Linked DNA regions of Homo sapiens: region 1 is linked to region 2. A link is an interaction called in ENCODE POLR2A ChIA-PET data of the cell type or tissue named here. Cell type or tissue: IMR-90. All regions are shown on one strand. Links, peaks and the distances in the headings refer to the core of each region. The heading gives the core; the rest is flanking DNA. Region 1 overlaps EIF2AK4 (eukaryotic translation initiation factor 2 alpha kinase 4). Region 2 overlaps GPR176 (G protein-coupled receptor 176).

What was found. ChIA-PET counts read pairs that join two places held together with the same protein. Peaks named below come from ENCODE experiments on the same cell type or tissue, not always from the same donor. Only the 100,000 strongest peaks of a DNase experiment are listed, where the experiment ranks them.
Region 1: POLR2A ChIA-PET joins it to region 2 with 5 read pairs; 3 of 35 experiments call an interaction of 5 or more read pairs at or near these places.

The regions. Positions count from the first base shown.
Region 1 is chr15:40,030,544-40,034,929 of GRCh38, reverse strand. EIF2AK4 (eukaryotic translation initiation factor 2 alpha kinase 4) reads right to left here. Exons shown (of 39, transcript NM_001013703.4): 36 at 2,693-2,761; 37 at 2,129-2,173; 38 at 486-604. Among named protein-coding and RNA genes, the nearest start is that of SRP14, 6.4 kb to the left of the region's middle. In IMR-90, for the core only: no CTCF peak of the experiment used is centred there; no DNase peak of the experiment used is centred there.
Region 2 is chr15:39,852,088-39,856,507 of GRCh38, reverse strand. All of the region lies in intron 1 of GPR176 (G protein-coupled receptor 176), which reads left to right. Among named protein-coding and RNA genes, the nearest start is that of GPR176, 66 kb to the left of the region's middle. In IMR-90, for the core only: no CTCF peak of the experiment used is centred there; DNase peaks (open chromatin) are centred at 2,117 and 4,137; H3K27ac peaks cover 757 bases.

The sequences.
Region 1 (4,386 bases), core at 87-4,086, 180 kb before region 2:
GCAAAAACAAGATGGAAGGCTAGTCATTAAAAAATTATATAGGTTTTATACAAGGTGTGACTGACAGGGGTCTGCAGTATAAGGTCCTAGTAAGGAGATAACCATTCACCTCATAGGCTTCCTTGTTGCCTTTTAAGTGTATGATAACATGAATGATTGATTGATTGATTGGCATTATGACATAAGGACATACAGCAAAGTAGTCATGGTTATTTTCTTTGATTTAAACATACTTAGAAAGTGAATTACCTGGGTGAACAAAATTGTAATTGGGACAGCTACTCCTAGGACCCCTGTGTTTTGTTATTGATGAGATCATGACTGTGATTCACAGTCCAAGCAAGATTTATTGGTTGTCAGCTGCAATTCTAAGAACAGCTTACCAGGCGTCAAACCTCAACAAGACAACAAAATAATGTCACTCTGAAACCCCCCGCCCTGAATTTTAACCATGTGAACCCTGCTATGCCCAAGTGATAACTTACTTTTTTTCTACTTTGATGTTATAAATTTCATCACAGACTAATTTGAGGTATCTTTGCTTTGGCAGGCGTGACAGCAGCTGCTTCACAGTTGTGTTAAATGCCTGTTCATCAGCATCCCACTAGGAAAAAAATAGATAAGACTTAACAACAGGTCTCTAGGGTTTACTAGCTGGTTTTTTCTGGGTCACTAATGAAATTCCAGTGTCATTTCCCTCTTCAAGTATACCAGGAGAATCAGTAATAGGGAGATAGCAGAACCAGTTAGGAGACTGCTGGGGTTCCTCTGAAGCACCAGTTTTCCTTAAAACAAGACTCCCTAATTAGAGCCTGATTAACAATGCTGCAGCCCTAGTGTGCTGATGTGACTTTAGAGCAGTTATTTCTGCCTACCGTTTACTTTTTTTTTTTTTTTTTTTGAGATGGAGTTTCGGTCTTGTTGCCCAGGCTGGAGTGCAGTGGCACAATCTCGGCTCACTGCAACCTCCACCTCCTGGGTTCAAGTAATTCTTCTGCCTCAGCCTCCCAAGTAGCTGGGATTACAGGCGCCTGCCACTACGCCCGGCTAATTTTTTGTATTTTTAGTAGAGATGGGGTTTCACCATGTTGGCCAGGCTGGTCTCAAACCCCAGACCTCAGGTGATCCACCCACGTCGGCCTCCCAAAGTGCTGGGATTACAGGCGTGAGCCACTGCACCCGGCCTCTGTTTACTTTTTGTACAACGGTGATAGCAGCTCTTAAGTATATCCATTTGACTGGATCATAAATCAGTACACTGCCAGTGAGATAGTGGTATATGCTTATTTGTAAGAGAACAAAAAATGATATATAAAATACTAGTTCTAGGGCTAAGTTCACTATTAATCTAATTTAATTTGTGACTAAACACTCTGGATAGACAAAAAAGTATTCTTTGATATGACATGTTGCAAAAGTCACCTGTAGCTATGACTATAGTTGAGTGTTCTTAATAGCAAAGATAACTATTCAAATTTTTAAAGTTCTTATTTAGGCTATTTGATGATAAAGGGATGTACCTGTAAAAATATATATATATTTATAAAGGACCTAATTAATTTTTACAAAAGGATTTTGTTTTGTATAGTACTAATCTGCAAATGAGCTTCCCTAGCTGGAATGGAGGTTTGAGAGATAGTATAGTATAGTGGTTAAGAACACCGATTCTGCTAGTCTGCTTAGGTTCAAATCCTGGTTCTACTACTTACTAGCTGGGTGACTGTGGGTAAGATATTTAACCTCTCTACTTCCGTACTCTGTAAAGGGATAATAACAGTATCTACATTTTGGGGTGGTAATGATTAAATGAGTTACTACTTGTAAAATGCTTACAACAAGGCCTGCCAGACCCTGACACATAGTAAAAGCAGTATATGTGTTTTTTTGTTTTTGTTTTTTGTTTTTAATAAAATAAGTATCTGAAAAATAAAGTCACTAGAAAAGTATGAGTCCTTCAACATAGGATTTAGGAACATATATGTTACATAAAAGGAAAAATGTTACTAAATTCCTGCAGCTGCCAGAAAAATACTATCACTAATGAATGCCGTCTTCAGTATTTTGGCAAACTAATAGCAAAGATTTGGGATCTTAAAGGCCACAGTGCAGAAGAGTTCATATTGCTTACCTCTAATGATAAAAACTGTAATATTGTTTCTTTGGGTAGATCCACCTGTGAATACACACAAATGTACATCAACTCTCAGCAGCACAATACTGCCTTGTGACCATAGTGTCACGTGAAATGCAGCAGTATGAATAGGGTTTGCAGAGTCTGAGATGCTATTGTGCTGTAAAAGGGCTTAATGAACTGTGCAGTGATAAGATCTTAGCCCTGGAGAATTAATAAGCAGTGGAAACTGTACTCCCTGTCCCTCTACACCACACCCGAAAGGTCTGACGCTGCTACATGTATTCGGTGTAAGCTTAGCAAGGCAAAGGCCTGATATATGTAGGAAAATGACTTTTGTTTTCATTTTCCTCTATCTTAAAGAGGAACAAAGAGGAGAAACAAAAAACCTTAAATTCTCCCCCTAGTTCTTAATAGTTTTAAATTGCGTGTAGTTCACATCACAATAAGGCCTGCATCCAAATTCTGCTGACACTGAGCAAAAAAGCTCTGAACCCTGAGGCAACTACTTTGACAGTATGGACAGAAGCCACCTTCAAAATACTAAAGAAAGCCACTTACAGCCAGAATTTCAATTTCACTGCTTTTCTGATGTAAGTTGGCAAGGGAGGTCTGAAGTCGAGTTTGTACCTAAATAGTAAGAAAATGGAATTCAGAACATGTTAAACCAAGCCATCTTTCTTGCCATCTTATTTCCTATCCCAGGATACAATCACAGGGTTACATACCAAAGCCTAGAAAGGATTCCAAATGGTGTCTAAAGGTTTGCCCTTGGCTGGGTACGATGGCTCATGCCCGTAATCCCAGCACTTTGGGAGGCCAAGGCTGGGGGATCACCTGAGGTCAGGAGTTTGAGACCAGCTTGGCCAACATGGTGAAACCCCGTCTCTACTGAAAATAGAAAAATTAGCAGGGCATGGTGGCCGGCGCTTATAATACTAGCTATTCGGGAGGCTGAGGCAGGAGAATCGCTTGAACATGGGAGGCAGAGGTTGTGGTGAGCTGATGTTGCACCACTGCACTCCAGCCTGGGTGACAGAGTGAGACTCTGTCTCAAAAAAAAAAAAGAAGATTTGCTCTTAATCCACTCAGAAAGGGGTGTCTAGCAATATGATCTCAGGGGAAATGAGGTTTTTATAACTTATCTTGACCATTTGTTTAATAATCCTTGTCAATTATCTCTTCATAATTTTGAAATGATTCCTTATAAAGGCGTAGCGCAGTGAAACAGTGCACACAGAGACAGAGAGATGATAGTATGAAGCTAAATTGGGAAAAAGGGAGAGGTGGCAGCAATGAGGACATGGTGTGAGAACTGAAACTTGGTAGGTGATGAAGGCAGTAGGAAGACGGGAAAAATAGGTTTCCACCCAAATCCTGAGAAACAGCTAGAAGAGCTTACAAAAATAAAGTACCTGATTTTTGTATTTCAGTCTGATTACATTTCTAAAATTGACTGCTCTCTTTTAACACTCACTCTTTTGCATATGTCCACAGCATACTCTAACATTCATATTCTATAAATTTAACTCAGTGTTCTACTGTAGTTATTTTATTTTGAGACAAAGTCTTGCTCTGTTGCCCAGGCTGTAGTGTAGTGCCATGATCTTGGCTCACTGCAATCTCTGCCTCCCCAGTTCAAGCAATTCTCCTGTCTCAGCCTCCCGAGTGGCTGGGATTACAGGCGTTTGCCACCACGCTTGGCTAATTTTTGTATTTTTAGTAGAGACAGGGTTTCACCATGTTGGCCAGGGTGGTCTCGAACTCCTGACCTCAAGTGATCCGCCCTCCTCGGCCTCCCAAAGTGCTGGGATTACAGGCATAAGCCACCGCACCTGGCCTATATTTATTTGCTTTTATTATTCTCTATATAATGCATATGCTTCTAAGTTATAAACTCTTTTGAGGACTGGGGCCATGTTAATGTTTTCTACATTTTACACAGCCCTTAGCACACCAGTAGGCATATAGCAAATGCCGAAACCATGTATGGAATGAGAAGCCTGCCTTAAGTCTTGTCATCGGCCTCTTCTACTTTGCTATTTAGAGCACAAACAAACCTCAACTACCTTTAGAGCCAGATTAGATAGTTTTCATTTAGATGCAGTCACTCTGACAACAGCTGCCTTGAGGTGCCCACAGTGCACAATGGCCCCTCTCTGAAGGACAGATGGGAATCCTGGAGCCAGAAGCCACCCAGTTAGGCAAGTTGGAAGAAAAATTTTTTTCTTGGAAAAAATATTTCCAAGAAATTC
Region 2 (4,420 bases), core at 264-4,263:
CAGCCATGCCCCATAGCTTGACCATAGTCTCCTGAGAGACGCTGAGCCAGACCACCAGCCCAACTACTCTTGTATTCCTGACTTACCCATCATACATAGTTGTTGTTTGAAGCTGCCAAGTTTTGATGTAATTTGTTATGCAGCAGTAGATAACTAATATACTGTCTAAAGATTATATTTGTATGAGGGATAGACAGTAAGCAAATAAATGACATAATTGAGGAAAGTAGTGAGTGTTGTGAAGAAAACAAAGCAGCGTATGGTAAAGGTGTGTGGCTATTTTGGATAGGATTGTCAGAATGTGCTTTGTTTGGCCTGCACAGTATGTTTTGAGGAACTTTAATTCCAGACCCTTTAGATTGGGCATGCCTCCATGTCCAGATGTTGACCAGAGAGGTGGCATACTGCTGTCGTTTTGAGCATGGTTCTGGAATCAATTGCCTGGGTTTGAATCTTGTCTCCTTCACTTACTAGCTAGGTGATATTGGTCAAGTGATATATTTTTCTGAATTTGTTTCGGCATCTTAAAATGCAATGAATAATGATATCTACTCTTATGGTTGTTTTGAGGTTAAATGAATTTACATATGTAAGGTGGTTAGAACATAGCACTGCAGTCTTAGTAAGTTTAGTAAGTGTTACTGTGTTATTGCTGTTAATTTCCTGGATAATCCAGGTACTTCCTCCCCAAACTTAACTGTCTTTATTTGATCAGAGTTTTTGGTTGCAAACAGCAGAATCCACTTTGCTCAGCTGATGGGTATTTTATTAGAGGATATTTGGCAACTCACAGAATCTTAGAGATGGCCACATAACTCAACTGAGTTACTAAACAGAAACAATACAGCCAAAAGTGCAGCCCAGAAAATCCCCAGCCACACTATTCTAGTGGCCTTTATAATGCTGGGGCTTGGATGCCAGAAATTCTGCCACAGCTGCTTGCGAGAACCAAAACTCCTGCTGCTGTGCTCACCAGAGGCTCCACTCTTCCCACAGGAAGAGGAAATCACGCCTCTGTACACTAGTGGCAGGGGATGCTTGGGAAATACATGATCTCTAAGCTCTGCAATTATTCCTAAACATAGTGTAGCATTTTAGGTGGGCTGTGAATTGACGAGAAATAGGACCAGGGCTTATTTGAATTCCTCATGCCTTCACTATAGTTGGGACACACAAGACGAAATTGGGGAAAGAGTAAAATGGGGAATGTGGCTTCTTTATTGGAAGGTTCTTCATGCATAGTTTTGGAGTTTTGGAGTAAAATAGCATTGGCGATGTACTTTGTCATTGTAATACATGGAGAAAATAGTATTCTTTTAGCAGGTACTATGAAAATTCCTTCTGGGAAAGACTCATCTTTGTTAAGAGAGTTCTTTGATGAGTTGGCATAATAAGACCCTTTGGGACAAGTTTCAAGGTTTCCAAGGAGAGAATGAATTACTTTTTTTTTTTTTTTTGAGACAGGGTCTCACTCTGTTACCCAGGCTGGAGTGCAGGGGCATGATCATAGCTGACTGCAGCCTTGAACTCCTTGGCTCAGGTGATTCTCTCACCTCAGCCTCCCAAGTAGCTGGGATCACCGGTGTGCACCACCACACCCAGCTAATTATTATTTTTTTAGAGACTAGGGGTGTGGTGGGGGGATGTCTTACTATGTTTCCCAGGCTGGTCTTGAACTATTGGCCTCAAGTGATCCTCCCACCGCAGGCTCCCAAGGTGTTTGGATTACAGGTATGAGCCACTGTGCCTGGCTTGATTTACTTCTGAGTGGGAGGGGAACCAAGGGAGGAGAGGGGAGAATGACCACAACAGGAGACACTGTTGAGTCTTCCTCTATGTGACTGATTTCTATGCTCCCTACCAAGATTTCAGAGAAGTAACCCCAAATCACAGAACTCTTGGTATGGGCTAGATTTTTGTTATTATTTTATTTTGTTTTATTGGAGATCAGTAAAGAGAAACTAAGACTATGTCAGGGAACAAGATAGAGTGAGCACAAATGGCTACAGACCCTGAGATTCTAAATTCATAGGACATGATTCATAGAAGTCTTAGGTAATACTTTGGAGTTTTCTACACCATAAAAGTAAGGGGTTCAAGGAAATTTCCACTCCTTATGATATAGTATTAGAGAGGCCCTGGACACCATTTTGGTTATATAATCATCTAAAGGAGCTGATTCAAACCTCAAACAAATTGCCTAATCTTTGGAAAGAGACACTGGAATGAGAAGACATCTGAGATTTTCTTTTGGGCTAGAGTTTACATCACAGGTCCTGATTGCCTTGGGAGAACCTTATTGTCTGGGGATCCTTATTGTCTGCTTTCCTGAGCAACTCAGGAAAGTCTTGCTCTGGGCAGTGCTCTGAGATTGGGTTAGTCAGAAGCATCAGACTTTTGAATGTATTACAGACTCTCCCTCCCTTTCCCTCAATAGTTTCCTGGTGGCAAATATGGAAGGATGTATAGTAGACTCATTTTGTAGGCAACTTGACCTCAGTTTACTGTGTCAAATACAAGTTAAGGAAATAAAAACTTCAGTCTTCACCTAGAGTTAAATAATAATAATAATAATTATGATGATGATAATTGTAAGGCTAACATTTTTAAGGCTCTGAGCTATGCATTTTATATACCCTTATTGAACAGAAAACTCTTGAGCAGGATTTAACAACCTGACACTATTGACATTCTGGGACCAGATAATTTTTTGTTGTTGGGGGATGTCTTGTGCTTTGTGAGGATGTTTATAATAGCATCCCTGGCCTCTGTCTTCTAGGTGCAAGTAGCACTCCTGCTCCCAGCTATGACAACCAAAAATGTCTCCTTACATTGCCAAATGTTCCCAGGGGGACAAAATCACTTCTGATTGAGAGCCACTATTCTAGAGGAGAAAGAAATCTTTCTGTTCATTGATTTAATAGGTATTTTAAAAAATTATGTTAAAATATAACATAAAAGTTACCATCTTAACCATTTCAAGTGTATAGCTCAGTAGTGTTAACTATATGCGCATTGTTGTGCAGCTAATCTCCAGAACTTTTCGTCTTGCGAAACTGCAACTCTACATCCATTGAACAGCAACTCCCCTTTTCCTCCTTCCCCAGCTCCTGGAAACCACCAATCTACTTTCTGTCTCTATGAATTTGACTACTTTAGATATCTCATATAAGTGGAATCATATTTGTCTTTTTGTGACTGGCTGATTTCACTTGGTATAATGTCCTCAAGGTTCATCTATGTTTTAATATATGTCAGAATTTCTTTTCTTAAGGTTGAATAACTTTCCACTGTATGTATATATCATGTTTTCTTTATCCATTCATCTGTTGATGGATGTTTAGGTTGCTTCCACCTCTTGGCTATTATGAACAATGCTGCAATGACCATGAGTGTGCAAATATCTCTTCAAGATTCAGATTTCAGTTCTTTTGTATATGTACCCAAAAATTAGATTGCTGGATTATATAATGGTTCTATTTTTTAATTTTTTGAGGAACCTCCATACTGTTTTCCATAGCAGCGATACTATTTTACATTGTTATCAAGAGTGTACAAGAGTTCCAATTTCTTCACATCCTCACCTTGTTATTTTCTGTTTTTATATTTTTTAATAGTAGTTATCCTAATGGGTGTGAAGGTAACAAGAACTTTTTGAGTGCCTATTATGTGCCAAATATTACTCTAGACATTGTGGATATAATGGTAAGTAAGACACACAAACTGTGTTCCTAATGGGTTTATATTTAAATATGTGCCCTAAGTTGCTTTTCTGTTAGTAATGATAGTTTTGAGCTGATATTCATACATGCTTTTAAAATCTGACACTTAAAAATGTCTGATGTAGTATATACTTGTGGCATAGCTGGTTAGGCTAAGAATACAGCAGTGTTTGGGCAAGAGAGAAAGGCTAAGAGACCCATCTGGGATTCCTCTATGACTTTGCATTTGCATCATATTTTAACTGCCTGAGTTGATGGGTGTGGACTAGTTCACTTTGCAAGTGAGTTATTCAGACTCGTTTTCAGATTGTTTTGCAAAATCTTAGCTCTTGTGTAAGGATTAGTTTTTGACTCCTACAGTTAAACAGAGTGCTGAACTTGACATTTTGAAACACTAGCTAAGATTCTAGTACCCAGATGGCAAATTGCCCATGTCTGGAATGTTGTGTTGAGAAAGATTCTGAGGTCTTATACTGGGCTCAGAGGGAAAGAGGGCTGTTGTAGATTTTCAGTGTTTGTCATGGGTGAGATAGAGGGAGTGGTAGTGTAGGTGCACTCTAAGGCCATTTGGAAACCCCTCAAACAACAAATCACTGCCTTCATGATTTTTTCCCTGTTTCTCATAATATTACAATTGAGAAAATTCATCATTCTTTTTTTCTTTTCTGGGCCAGCAGGAAACACTAGACCAGAAGAAT